Linked DNA regions of Homo sapiens: all the other regions are linked to region 2. Evidence: chromatin contacts called from ENCODE Hi-C or POLR2A ChIA-PET data. All regions are on one chromosome and are shown on one strand. The core of a region is the stretch at or near the end of the contact, and the rest is flanking DNA. Distances in the headings are between cores, read along the strand shown. Region 1 overlaps LRRFIP1 (LRR binding FLII interacting protein 1). Region 2 holds the start of SCLY (selenocysteine lyase). Region 3 holds the start of TRAF3IP1 (TRAF3 interacting protein 1).

Region 1 (4,118 bases), core at 423-2,922, 390 kb before region 2:
ATCACCCTGCCAGCAGCTGCTCCTCCTGCATTTCTCATCCCCCCACCTCAGAGCTGCCTGAGCCGGGGCTCCCCCGAGCTTGTTCCCCTCCCCTCCTCGGTGAAATCGTGAAGCTGGCTGAGGCCCCTCCCCTCACATAGTGACCTCGGCAGCCTCCCAGTCCATCTGCTTCCAAGATTGGCCCCACCACACCTGCATCTTCATCTTGGTGTCCTAGTGATCCTAGGACATGCCAGCCTTGGGATTGAAAACAGCAGCCTCTCTCCCCAGGACAAGGCCCCGTCACAGCTGTCCCTGTGCCTGTCATCATGGCCCCCTGAAATAAAGTCTGCCTTACCATCTTCACAAAAGGAGAAAGAAAACACAACCCTCATGCTATGGTTCCCCGCCTTACCATCCTTAATGACTCCCATAGCTTCCGGGATACATTTTAAAGCCATATGATGGCACCAGGGGCCTCTTAGCCCCCTCCTTCCTGCCTCTCTCCCATGGGGGTCTTACACTCCAGTTGTACCGAGCTACTGAAGAGCGTTTCCCATCATTTTCCATCCTTCCAGCCTCAGTTCCCCCTCCTCCAGGAAGCCCTCCCTGACTTCCTCGGCTGGGGTAGGAACATTCACACTAGCTGCTTATTATCCTCACAGCATTTTTCCTGAGGTTTAGCTTACAAGAAGTCTTTCTGTTGAATAAATGAAGAAATCAGCAACAAGGGTAATTGTTGCTGAAAGAAAATATTTATTATATTAAACGTAATACATGTTTATTATAGAAAAATAATAAGGAAAATTCAGGCAATAGTAGAAAATAAAAATTATGCCTCATACTTGACCAAGCACAATACCTGTTAACATTTTGTTTATTTTTCTCCATTCTTTTATCTGTGACTTTTTTTTAACATAGTCTCAATTATGTGTCTCTAAATAGCGCATTTTTAAAATCTCCTTTTTTTAAGGAAAGAAATAAGCGTAACTCTTGTATCAAATGCTCTGTAAAAATGTTTTAATGGCCACAAAATATGGCTTTGAGGATGCACCATCACGTCCTCACTTCCGTATTGCTGGACACTGAGGCTTTTGTGTTTGTTTACTGCGGTGAATAGCATTGCAGTGAACATCTTTAAGAGTGAGGTTTTTCTACTTCAAATTATTTCCTTAAATTAGAATATTAGAAGTGCAATTTAAACCCCAAACCTACAAACACGGTTAAGGACCTGGAGCTTTGCTTTCCTGAAAGGGTGTATCAGTTTACACTTGCATTTGTGTTGTCTGAGAGTGTCTTGTTCATCACAGGATTAAGTACTGTGATTATCTCAGCTTTGTAAATTTGACAGCTAAAAACTGGCAGCTAACTGATTCTTAGGTATCTCAAGTTCTTTTTCAAATCGTCAAAACGTGTCTTAGAGTGAGTGTTGATATTTTCTTGCTGATTTGTGGATTGCTTATTAACCTTTTTCATAGTTGTTGCAAATATTTTTTTTCAGTTTAGATTAGGAACTGAATATCTTCCTCATGTCTTTAAAGAAATATGCCTGACCAGGTGCTTGATAACCCTAAACGGAGTTTCCTGCCGGGCTTTCTCTTGTATGATGTTGAGGCCGTCACGGTTTGTTGAGCAGAGGAGTGAGTGCTAAAAGCTGGAGTTCAGCAGAACCACAGTGATGCCTCCACCCCGGGTAAATGCTTAACCACACTCCTCCCTGTAAAAATAACGGTGTCATTAAACATGGACCGGCTGTTCCATGAGCTCATTCCTAGGAAACAGTGGCTGAGTAGCAGAAGCCTGACCGGTCTCCATTTCCGCCCAAATGTGGGATGTGTGCACGTGGCATAGAGCCTCGCACGTTGCTTTTGGGAGAATCAGCTTGAGTCAACTTCTGGCAAAAGATTGGGGCCGTCTTTGGACAGATTTGAATATTAGACACCATATCATCTAATGAAAACCAGCTGGGAAGAGTCAGTTTTCCTGTGTTCTTGGGCATTTGACAAATGGTGGGAGATAGTTCTAATTTTAGAAAGGAAAACGTAATGCATATTCTCATGATGATTTGTCAACTGGATATTTTGCAGAGAGGAAAACGTCTGAAATGTCCCAAATAAAGCTATCTGCTGTCATGAGAACACAGCTGGCAGGGCAGAAAGCAGTGTCGATCAACAGGAGGTCGTCCTGCACCGGGACGTCAGTGCCCCGACACCTCGGTGTGTCCCTTGGCTGTGTGGCCTTGGGCAGGTCACTGGTCAAGCCTGAGATAATGACATTGGTCTGCTGGGGAGCAGCGGCCCTAGGCCAGATGTACTAGGAGGCCCCTTCCTGGCTGTGATTTTAAGATGGAGGGGAAAATGTTTATTTGTTCTGTGAAAGCCAGGGGTGGGGTAGGACAGAGCCAGCAACACCGACAGCCCATCATGCTGAGCCAGAGGTCTGCTGAGCTGAATTGAAGCTGTGTCAACTACAGTACGTGCCTCACCGAGCCTCAGTTTCCACATTGGTGCTGTGCAGATGATAATACAGACTTTGCAAGGCTGTTGAGACTTACCTGCACTAAGACATAGAAAGTGCCCAACACAGCGCCTGCAGGGCCAGCACTCGGTGGCAGTCTAAGGAATGTCTGTCACAGCGCTCCCAGATGGCAGGTCCTGCCTGCCTGGGCCCAGCTCTGGCTGTGTGGCTCAGGACTATGGGACCTCTGCAGGCTGCGTCCCCTGCCTGCCTCAGTTTCTGCGTCTAAGCTAGAAAGCATGATTGTTCCTCCCCGTGGGGCCGTTACGAGAAGCAAGCACATGGAAGCGTGCCAGGCATTTTCCGAACGTCTGGAACATCCTCAGCGGCAGGGTCTCCTCCTCCCTCTCCTCCTCCTCACTTAGAAATATTTTCCCTGGGAGTCCCACGGAGGTCGTGAAGATGACAGAGGCTGCTGGCACTAACAGCTGTGTGGGGCAGCCCAAGCCCCTACTTTGAAAGTTCCATTCCATCCCTCGCATTTCATCTGAAGAGCGCTATGTTCTCCCTGGGGAGAACTGGCCTGTTGCATATGAAGAGTCCAGAGATTTTGAACAAGGGAACCCCTTCAGCTTCGAATGACCATTACCGTTGATGATCCCAGAAGTTCCCTTTCCAAGCAGTGACCCATGGACTTGTGTCCCTCGTGTGATAACCTGCACTACACACATATCCTACAAGTGTCCATAGTGGTTATAAGCTGCCACAGCCATACAGATCTGAGAGCCAGAGGCCTTCAAACCAGCTAAGGCTCTGAAACACTTCAACTCCACTTAAGAAAACAAATCGGAGCACATCCGTGATCCCACAAATGCTAATTTGCTTGTCACACATCAGAAACCCAGGAAGGCACAGAATAGATGCTCTCTTACTGGCTTATAGGTTGGGTACTTTAAAGTTGGAGACGTTTAAATCAGAGATAAACCTATTGTAACAATACATTTCATGTCATGTGAGCCTTTTGTCTTCCAGCAACTAAAGGGAACTGTGGTAGGATGAGCTGGGGTCACAGGGACAAGGAAGACAGGTAAGGGGACGGAAGCCGGGGCAGCAAGGAGTGGCTCAGGAGCTCTCACCCTGCAGTGGGCAGCTCATCACCCCTGCTCCCCGTGTCTGTGTCCCTTCAGGAGAAGCTGGCCAGGGACAGGGCCACCACTCATAGACAGCTCCTCAGCCTACTCAGCACTGCTTTATGTGTCTGTGTGCACACACGTGTGCATGCCTGTGTGTGTGCAGGTGTGTGTGTGCCTGCATGTGTGTGTGCACATGTGTGTGTGTGCCTGCATGCATGTGTGTGTCTGTGTATTCCTTTTGAAACATACTAGATGCCCTCTCTAAGTAAATCACATTTAACTGCTGTAACTAACCCGTCTGGCAACATCTTTTCTTAATGCTTTTTCACTGTTCACCGGGTTGAGGGTTTCTTTTCCTTATTTCCACTTCTGCTTCTTTAACGAAATTATATGACTTGATACAGTATCATTCTTTTCAAATTCAGTGTTTCAGTAAATAGTTCTTTTCAGCAGACAATTACTTAGGCAGAAGTAGTTTAACATAGCATTTGTCTCTGAAAAAAATGTTTTTTTTCCTTTCTGTCTAGATCCTTTAAAATATATAATATT
Region 2 (4,634 bases), core at 1,137-3,636:
TGTACTCAATTCTTTCGGGGTATCACCAGCCATGTTGGACACTATCTTGTCTGACTCCACCACTACACTCACTATGTTCACCTGGAAACACAAACCTTATTGCTGCCTAACTGGCCCAAGGAGTGCTTGGGATGAATCGTCACTTTGTCCATTGTCCTTGGGCTCCTATCCTTACAGCCTTCCAAACAGATTTAGAGAATGAATTCTCCCCATGCCTATCAACTTCCCTAGCCACCTTTACTCTTAACTTCATCCCCTATCGTCTCCTCCAGGACTTTGGCTCCTCTTCCTTGCACGTCCTGTTGGCTAACTCCCTTTAGCCTATGAACATGTTCAGTCTCTATTTGCTCTTAATCTTTTTTTTTTTTTTTTTTTTTGAGACGGAGTCTCACTCTGACTCCCAGGCTGGAGTGCAGTGGCATGGTTTCAGCTTCACTGTGTAACCTCCACCTCCCAGGTTCAAGTGATTCTCTTGCCTCAGCCTCCCCAGTAGCTGGGATTACAAGCATGCACCACCACAGTCGGCTACTTTTTGTATTTTTAGTAGAGACGGAGTTTTGCCATGTTGGCCAGGCTGGTCTCGAACCCTTGACCTTAGGTGATCCACCCACCTCAGCCTTTCAAAGTGCTAGGATTACAGGGGTGAAGCACCGCGCCCAGCTTGCCTGTAATCTTATACGCCTTTTTAATTCCTCCTTTCTCAACCGTTTTAAGAGTTGACTGCATTCTTCATTTTTTCATATCCCATCTTTGCATTCTAACTTCCATGCCTCTCCCATCACTGAGACTTCTCTCGCTAGTTTATCAGTGCCTCCTAATTGTTACGCACAGTAGACTTCGGATTGCCTCTCAGCCACACTTTACACTATTATGTGTCTTCTTGACTTTTTTGACATTCCTTCTCAATTCCCTTTCCTTTCCTCCTCTTTTGACTGTTCTCATGCTCCTGTGCATCCATTTGCTTCTTAAATGTTGGTGGGCCCTTTGCTATTGGCTGCATTTGGCAAGAAATGAGCTGCGTTTATAGGGAAGAATGAGAGAGAATGAGTCCAGAAATTTGCAGATTTGCTGTGCTGGAAAAGCCAAGTTATTCTGGACCCCAACAGGACACAAAATAGAGAAAGCCCATGAAAAGCCAATTAAAATTCAACCTCTTGGCAAAGCATGCTTGAAACCGAATTTTGGCTCCAGCCACTACTCGTGTGAACTTGGGCAAGATGCCTTTCTGTATCTTGGATTCCTCATACATAAATACCTACCAGACTGGGTTAATCATCAAGATTAAATTAGTGAACACACGAAAAATACCTAGAACACTGCCTGGCATAGTTCAAGGCTCAATTAAAGGTAGACACTATTATGCCAAAAAAACAAAAAACAACAAAAAAAGTGACGGTAGGATGGCTTCGTGAGGATTTTTGCTCATTTCTACCACTTTCTCAACTGACTTTTCTTAATGGTTGGCGGGACACCAACCATTGGTGGATGTTTACACTTGTGACTGTCTCACAGACAACTCAACATGTCCAAAGCTAAACCCATCATCTTTCCCCCTCCCGTCTTCCCTCTTACCCAGATAAAGGCACTAACATCTTCCCAGTCACTTGTCTAATCCTTGCTTCCTTCCTGTCCCTCATGCCCCAATTCCTATTTAACGGCCTAAACAGATCTTGAATTAATCTTTCCTGCGTTTCCACGCCCACTTAGAGTCCCTCATCTCTGGCCCTATTTTCTCAATGCCCTCCCATCCTCTACTCCAGATCCCCTCAAGTCCATCCTCGATGCGTGACTCTTAACTTCACGCCATCCAGGTCCCCTATGGAGCCGCTCCGACTAACGGACGCGCAGGTCCAGCGGACCTGCTCATCACTGTCCAGGGTGGCCTGCGGGAGACCCCCGGGGCCCTGGCCCTGCTGCCGCGGCCCCGGCACTTCCCCTCGAGGGTTCGCGGGGAACAAGGCCGCGCGGCCCCGGCTCTCCCGGAGTGCACGGTCCCGCGCTCATGCGGCTAGAGGGAGGCACCCGCAGGACTGCCCAGCCGCCTCTGCTCCTCAGGTCCAGCTCGGGCCCCGCCTGCTCTTACGCCGACTAACCGGCCGCGGCCCGATGGCGGCCCTGCCGCAGACAGCAAAGGTCACGGGGCTCCCCCGGAAGTGAAAGTGCGGGGATCCGCCGGCCCAGGAGACGCGGCTTCTAGCGCCCGGTTCCCGGGAAGCTCTGTGACGCGCTAAGCCCCGCCCCCACCCGTCACCTGACCCAGCGCAGCCTCGCCTCCCCGCTGGGGGCTCGGCGGCCCTCTGAAGCGGGTGGATTGGCTGGGGTGCTTCGCTCAGCCAATCCGGACGCGCCCGGGCGTCGCGGCCCCGCCTCCTCCCCGGCGCTCTGGGCCCGTAGCGCTCCGCGGGAAGGAGGCTGGATGCCCGGCAGCAGTGGGGCGGGGATGGAGGCGGCCGTGGCGCCGGGGAGGGATGCGCCGGCACCCGCGGCGAGTCAGCCCAGCGGCTGCGGGAAACACAACTCGCCGGAGAGGTGCGCGCCTTTAGGGCAGGGCTGGGGAGCGGCCGGCGCCTGTCGCCGATTGTCCCGCGCGGGAGGACGAAGGGGGCTCCCGGCCTGTGGCCGCTCTCGCGTGGGGCGTCCCGCGCGGGGATGTCCGCGAGGTCGGCCTAAGTCAGGGATGCGAGCTTCAAGGAGGAGCGGGTGCGAGCTGTGGCCCCGCAAGGGCCCACGGAGAGGTGACTTTGGGGCCGAAACCCGAGTGACTTCCAGGGGTGAGGTTTGCAGGTTCTGGGGAAGCAGAGCCTGCCAGGAAGAGGGCACAGCAGATGCGAAGGGCAGGGGACTTGCCGGAGGTGAACCGGCAGAGCCCCTGAGCCCGGGAAGAACTTTGGGGTTCATTCGGAGCCTTATGGGGCCTCGGAAGTTGATCACGGGGCGATGCAATTTAAGTGTTTTGAAGGAGTCCTTCTGGCTGCTTCCTAGAAAGTAGGGGCGCGGGTAGGCATGGGACGAGAGGAAGCCGGGAAGCCAGTTGGGGATCTTGTAACAACCTAGGAGAGAGATGTGGTGTGCGCCCAGAAACGGATGCGTTGGTAGGAAGCTGGTGCACTGGGGCAGGTGAAAGGGAATCAAGGGTTCTCCCAGACTGCTGGCCCAGCTGCAGGAAACGGGATGGCCACCGCTGAGAAGCGCGGAGACCCGAAGCACGTGGTATCCATACTAGTTAAGTCCGAGAAGAGCAGGAGGCAGGGGTATGCATTTTCTGGTTTGTGTGTCTTCTTTCCAGACCCCTCTTTTTCCTTTTTGTGAGCTCATTCGCTACCCATGCTTAGAATATGAGGGGGTCCAGGCCTAAAGCACACACATTTGGCATTCTACCTTGGTTGGAACAAAGTGAAGGGATCTGGGAAAATATCCCCTAGGGAATCAGTGGAGCGAGATTCCCAAGATTTTTTATTTTTTGGTTATGAAGCTAACAAAGTTGAGCCTGCTCATCCAATACTGATAGCATTTTAAGGAAGCAGCAAATAATGAAGCAAAGGAATGTGTAAAGTATTAATCTGAACAAAATAGATTTGTTCAGCCCAGCAGCAGATTGAAGAGCTACAGTCGCTCAACAAACACTAGCTAGCCTAAGGTACTTTGGATGCTTATTTATAGGAAAGAAAAACAGATATAAGGGCACATGCAAAGTCAAGCCGGGCTGGGGGATTCCTAGGACTATTAATACTAGTACCAGAGTGGTAAAGGATGGCGAGTCAAACTTGTCAAAGCCTTGTACCTATTGAGTGATTTTTTTTTTTTTTTTTAATTGAGATGGAGTCTCACTCTGTCACCCAGGCTGGAGTGCAGTGGTGCAGTCTTGGCTCACTGCAACATCCACTGCCCGGGTTCAAACGATTCTCCTGTCTCAGCCTCCCAAGTAGCTGGGATTACAGGCACGTGCCACCACGTCCAGCTAATTTTATTGTATTTTTAGTAGAGATGGGGTTTCGCCGTGTTGGCCAGGCTGACCTTGAACTCCTGACCTCAGGTGATCTGCCCGCCTTGGCCTCCCAAAGTGCCGGGATTACAGGCGTGAGCCACAGGGCACAGCCTGTTGAGTGATTTTGAACAGAAAAGATGCTTCATTTCAACTAATGCACATTCTGTCCACACTCAGTGGCTTAACAGCCACAGTTAGTCATTGTATCTGGGTTTTCATGTGGATTGGTGTAAGCACTGTTTATTTAAAAACTAGATAAATTAATATCAGGCAGGACTACTACTACACATTTTTCTAAAGGCTTTCGAAGGTTTTGGATATTAGTAAAAAGATATACAGATAAATTTTACTTAGTGAGGGATCTTTCAGGGAATTTGTACTTTCTGTGGCATTTATTTTGTCATCTTATAAAAATCAGGCCCCTGTTGTGTGGCAACCATGGGCTTCAACATTGGTGACAGGGCAGTGAGAAAAACAGAGCCCCCATGCCCATGGAGCCATACTTCTGTTACTCTATTAAGGTAGACAGTAAGGGAACAAGTCTGGTATGTCAGATGATGATGCTGCCCAGAAAGGAAGGCGGGAAGGGGACCTGGAGGCTGGGGAGGTAGGGACATAGGTGGCTGCAGTTTTGTGGGTTTGTTTTTTT
Region 3 (3,989 bases), core at 1,020-3,519, 260 kb after region 2:
GAGATGGGCTGCAAATAAGCAGCAAGAAATGTTTTAGGGTGCAGGGACTGTTCTGTATTCTGATTGTGGTGGTGGTAACATAATTGTATATAATTACCAAAATGTATCAACCTGCACACTTAAAATGTGTGAATTTTATTGTATGTAAATAATAAAATATAAATTTTAAGTAGAAGAGACCCCCACATCTAGATATACCATGTGCAAACTTCTGGCAAACCAATAATAAAAATAAAATCTTGAAGGCAGCCAGAAACAATAGACAGAAGAACAAAGAATTACGGAAGACTTTTATTCAGAAACTACGCAAGCCAGAAGTCAATGGAGTAACATCCTTAAAGTACTGAAAAACAAAAACAGTCAGTCTAGAATGCTACACTTTTCTTTTTGTTTGTTTTTGTTTTTTAAAGACAGAGTCTTGCTCTGTTGCCCAGGCAGGAGTGCAGTGGTGCCATCTTGGCTCACTGCAAGCTCCAACCCCCGGGTTCAAGCGATTCTTGTGCCTCAGCCTTCCAAGTAGCTGGGGTTACAGGCACACACCACTACGCCCAGCTAATTTTTATATTTTTAGTAGAGACAGGCTTTCACCATTTTGGCCAGGCTGGTCTCAAACTCCTGACCTTAAGTGATCTGCCTGCCTCAGGCTCCCAAAGTGCTGGGATTACAGGCGTGAGCCACTGTACCCCTAGAATTCTTTTTTTTTTTTTTTGAGACGGAGTCTCACTCTGTCACCCAGGCTGGATTGCAGTGGCATGACCTCGGCTCACTGCAAGCTCTGTCTCCTGGGTTCAGGTGATTCTCTTGCCTCAGCCTTCCTGGTAGCTGGGATTACAGGCGCCCGCCTCTGCACCCAGCTAATATTTTGTATTTTAAGTAGAGACGGGGTTTCACCATGTTGGTCAGGCTGGTCTCGAACTCCTGACCTCCCAACTCTAGAATTCTATACTTCTATGCTTAATAAATATTTGTGGCTGAATTTACTGGAGGTGGTTATAGGGGGACATGGAAGGAAAACTATAAAAATGCAATTTAGTATTTGTTGATAAACCATACAGCCTGACTGGCATTGAAATTGGTTGTCTGTATAACTTTTCCATTACCAACTGAACTGTGCTAGAAGAAATATTAAAGGAAGTTCTTCAGACAGGAGGGGTATGACACCAGATGGCGATTTAGATCTCCACAAAAAATGAGGAGGCCTGAAAATGGTAAAAATGAAGGTCAATTTAAAAGTTATAATGGGGGCGGTCGCGCACACCTGTAATACCAGCACTTTGGGAGGCCGATGCGGACGGATTGCCTGAAGTCAGGAGTTCCAGACCTGCCTGGCCAACATGGTGAAACCCCGTCTCTACTAATAATGCAAAAGCGAGGCTGGTGTGGTGTCGGGAGCCTGAAGTCGCAGCTACTCATGAGGCTGAGGCAGGAGAATCACTTGAACCTGGGAGGTGGAGGTTGCAGTGAGCCAAGATCGTGCCACTGCACTCCAGCCTGGGCGACAGAGTCAGACTTCGTCTCAAAAAAAAAAAAAGGTTATAATGGTGTTCTCATTAGAAGAACTACAGACCCCAGAGCTCTCAAATCGCCGGAAGGATTTCTGCGGTAGGCCTGTGCATGATGGACAGAGGACAGGTGGTAAAGAATCACGGACACCTAGTAGGACAACTAGGCATGGCTTTGTCCCGGTTTCAGAGCACCGACACAGCATTTAGTCACCATTTACCTTCTTGGGAGGTGGGTTAGGCAGCGGGCACACTAGTCCTGCTTTGTGGGAGCAGAAGTGAAGTCTCAGAGAAAACAGGTGACTTGCCCAAGAAGCCTTATTAATTACCAGCCAGGACAGCGTATTTTCTATTCCGTGTGTTTTGGGATAACTTAGTGCCGTCCCCTCCGATGAACCAGTGCCTTCGAAAGCCCTTGAGATTTGGGAAACAGGCGGCACAGATCTTGGAGGTTACCTTGTTCTTAATCAGTCCTCAGGCAGTCGCCTCTAACGCGAGCGAACACCGGCTTCCCGAGGCCGTCGCTCGGCAGAGGAGGGGCCAGGCGCCCGATCCCAGATCCCCTTTCCCCGCCCCGCCGCGCCCCGCCTGCTCTGGCACAGCCGCACTCCCGCAAATCCCTCCCGCGGAACCCCCACTCCTGCCTGCGCGGGCGCTGGAAGGCGGGCAGGGGGCGGGGCGCCGCGGCGCGTCCGTTGCTAAGGCCGCGCAGCCCTAGTGACCGAACGCCCTGCGGCGGCCGCGCAGGCGCTGTGGTGGGCTCCGGTGCACTGTGGGATGGAAACCGGAGCGGCGCGTCCTGGCAGGACCGGGCGGCGGCGGCGGCGGGGCCGGCGGCGGCCAGGGACCCGGGCTTAGGCTCGGCCAGGCCGGCTGAGGGGCGCGGGCGGCCAGCGGGCGGCGGACGCCGTCATGAACGCGGCGGTGGTGAGGCGGACGCAGGAGGCGCTGGGGAAAGTGATTCGGAGGCCGCCGCTGACCGAGAAGCTGCTGAGCAAGCCCCCGTTCCGCTACCTGCACGACATCATCACGGAGGTGGGCGCCGGGGACCGGGCCCGGCCAGGTGCGGGTCGGGATTCCGGTGGGCGCCGAGGTCAGGGCCCGGGCCGGGTGGCGCCGGGTGCGAGCCGGGCTCGGGCTCAGGTGCGGGTCGGGGGCCGGGGCTGGGCCGGAGTCGGGGCCCGGGCCGGGTGTGAACCGGGTGTGGGCCGGGCTCGGGGTGCAGGTCGGGGACCTGTTCAGGGCCGGGTGTGGGCCGGGCACAGGGTGCGGGTCGGGGGCCGGGGTCAGTTCCGGGGTCGGGGCGAGAGTTCTGTGCGGCCCCTGCCTGGGAGCCCGGCCTGTAGGCCCAATTCCGCGGCGCCCTCCGTGAGGAGGTCCTGCCCCTCCCCCGGCTCCGGGCCGCCGCTTACAAGGAGGCTCCGGGCCCTCAGGAGCATTCTTACTTCTTCCCTGCCTGCCCTTGTATTTCCTTAGAGTGCATCTTCCATTATTGCTGGCAGAGCTGCTTCTGTGACTCCTGCCTCGTCTAACCTTGCAGAACCCCTCTCGCTTGCCCTGAAGTATGTAGCACGTGGAAGGCACTCCCTAAATCCTGGGAGAATGGAAATAATATTTTTTATACAACCCTTCTGCCCCAAAGTTTCCCTCCATACCACATTTTGGGTGCTTAATAAATGCCTGCGGGTGGATTTAGTGGAGGCGGCTGTAGGGGGACTTGGCAGGAAAGACTGTAACAGAGCTGCACAGCCTGCCCTACGTTGAGATTGGTGGTCTCTGTAGCTTTTTCCACTTGCGGATGGTGTGCTCCTCCGTGACGGAGACCCTGGCTTGCTTATTAGCATGGCTCTGGTGATCTGCACTGGGTAAGGTACATAGAAATTGCACAACAAACATCCCCTGTTGAGTGGGACCTGTCAAGGCTCGTGGTAACTCCCTGGTAACTCTCAGGAGCGTCACTGCAGCGGGCGCAGCACCCATTTCCATGGTGGACCCAAGGGCACGTGGGAACTCAGAGGTGTGTTTTGGGATTTAGGATTCAGGTTGGACTTGCAGACTTCCAGGGCCTCATGACCTCACCTGGTGATGGTCCTCAAGCTCTGTTTCTCACTCTTTTCAACAGGTTGGGTGCCTTATTCTTGCACAGACTTTGCTTTACTGGTTCTGCCCTCCTACCTTAGCTTATAACGTGTGGTCTCCTGGAGCGTGTGCCTCTGTGTTAAAACAGTGCCTAAAAATGCTCTCGAATCCACCCACATCCCAGGGCCTCGCCAGCCCTGGTCATGTCCTCCCAGCTGGTGCAGCACTTACAGCCTGTCCTGGACAGTGTGTGGGGAGAGGACCTGCTGTGTGGATAGCCCGGTGGGAGGGGGACAATGTGCCGCATCACCACCGTCCCGTGAAGTAGGCGGGTACCCGTCCTCTGACCCAGAGGGAACAAGAGCCAGTGTGAGCCCAGCCCACTCTAGCTGTGGCTGCCAAAACCTT

The links. Hi-C counts contacts between places; a loop is a spot of excess contacts on that map. ChIA-PET counts read pairs that join two places held with the same protein, here RNA polymerase II (POLR2A). Pooled maps may share reads with other maps.
Region 1: a loop to region 2 is called in a map of naive thymus-derived CD4-positive, alpha-beta T cell, with 7 times the contacts of the local background. The contact joins the enhancer-like site here to the promoter of SCLY in region 2. A Hi-C loop is called at or near these places in 2 of 168 maps with a recorded cell type or tissue (CD8-positive, alpha-beta T cell and naive thymus-derived CD4-positive, alpha-beta T cell), 4 of 37 single-sample maps with no recorded cell type and 12 of 50 pooled maps.
Region 3: a loop to region 2 is called in a map of B cell, with 22 times the contacts of the local background. The contact joins the promoter of TRAF3IP1 here to the promoter of SCLY in region 2. A Hi-C loop is called at or near these places in 3 of 168 maps with a recorded cell type or tissue (B cell, gastrocnemius medialis and naive thymus-derived CD4-positive, alpha-beta T cell) and 20 of 50 pooled maps. POLR2A ChIA-PET finds 5 or more read pairs at or near these places in 2 of 52 experiments (PC-9 and T-cell).

The regions. Positions count from the first base shown.
Region 1 is chr2:237,668,064-237,672,181 of GRCh38, forward strand. All of the region lies in intron 1 of LRRFIP1 (LRR binding FLII interacting protein 1), which reads left to right. Among named protein-coding and RNA genes, the nearest start is that of LRRFIP1, 43 kb to the left of the region's middle. Within about 2 kb of position 1,673, at least 19 of the 41 ENCODE cell types and tissues checked have a DNase peak (open chromatin) inside an H3K27ac peak, as active enhancers do.
Region 2 is chr2:238,058,615-238,063,248 of GRCh38, forward strand. It overlaps SCLY (selenocysteine lyase), which reads left to right and starts at 2,387. Exons shown (of 12, transcript NM_016510.7): 1 at 2,387-2,529. The coding sequence starts at 2,441. The region is part of intron 8 of UBE2F-SCLY (UBE2F-SCLY readthrough (NMD candidate)); the gene reads left to right. RefSeq lists silencers at 1,797-2,006, 2,147-2,596.
Region 3 is chr2:238,318,249-238,322,237 of GRCh38, forward strand. It overlaps TRAF3IP1 (TRAF3 interacting protein 1), which reads left to right and starts at 2,270. Exons shown (of 17, transcript NM_015650.4): 1 at 2,270-2,537. The coding sequence starts at 2,415. RefSeq lists silencers at 1,924-2,403, 2,534-2,763.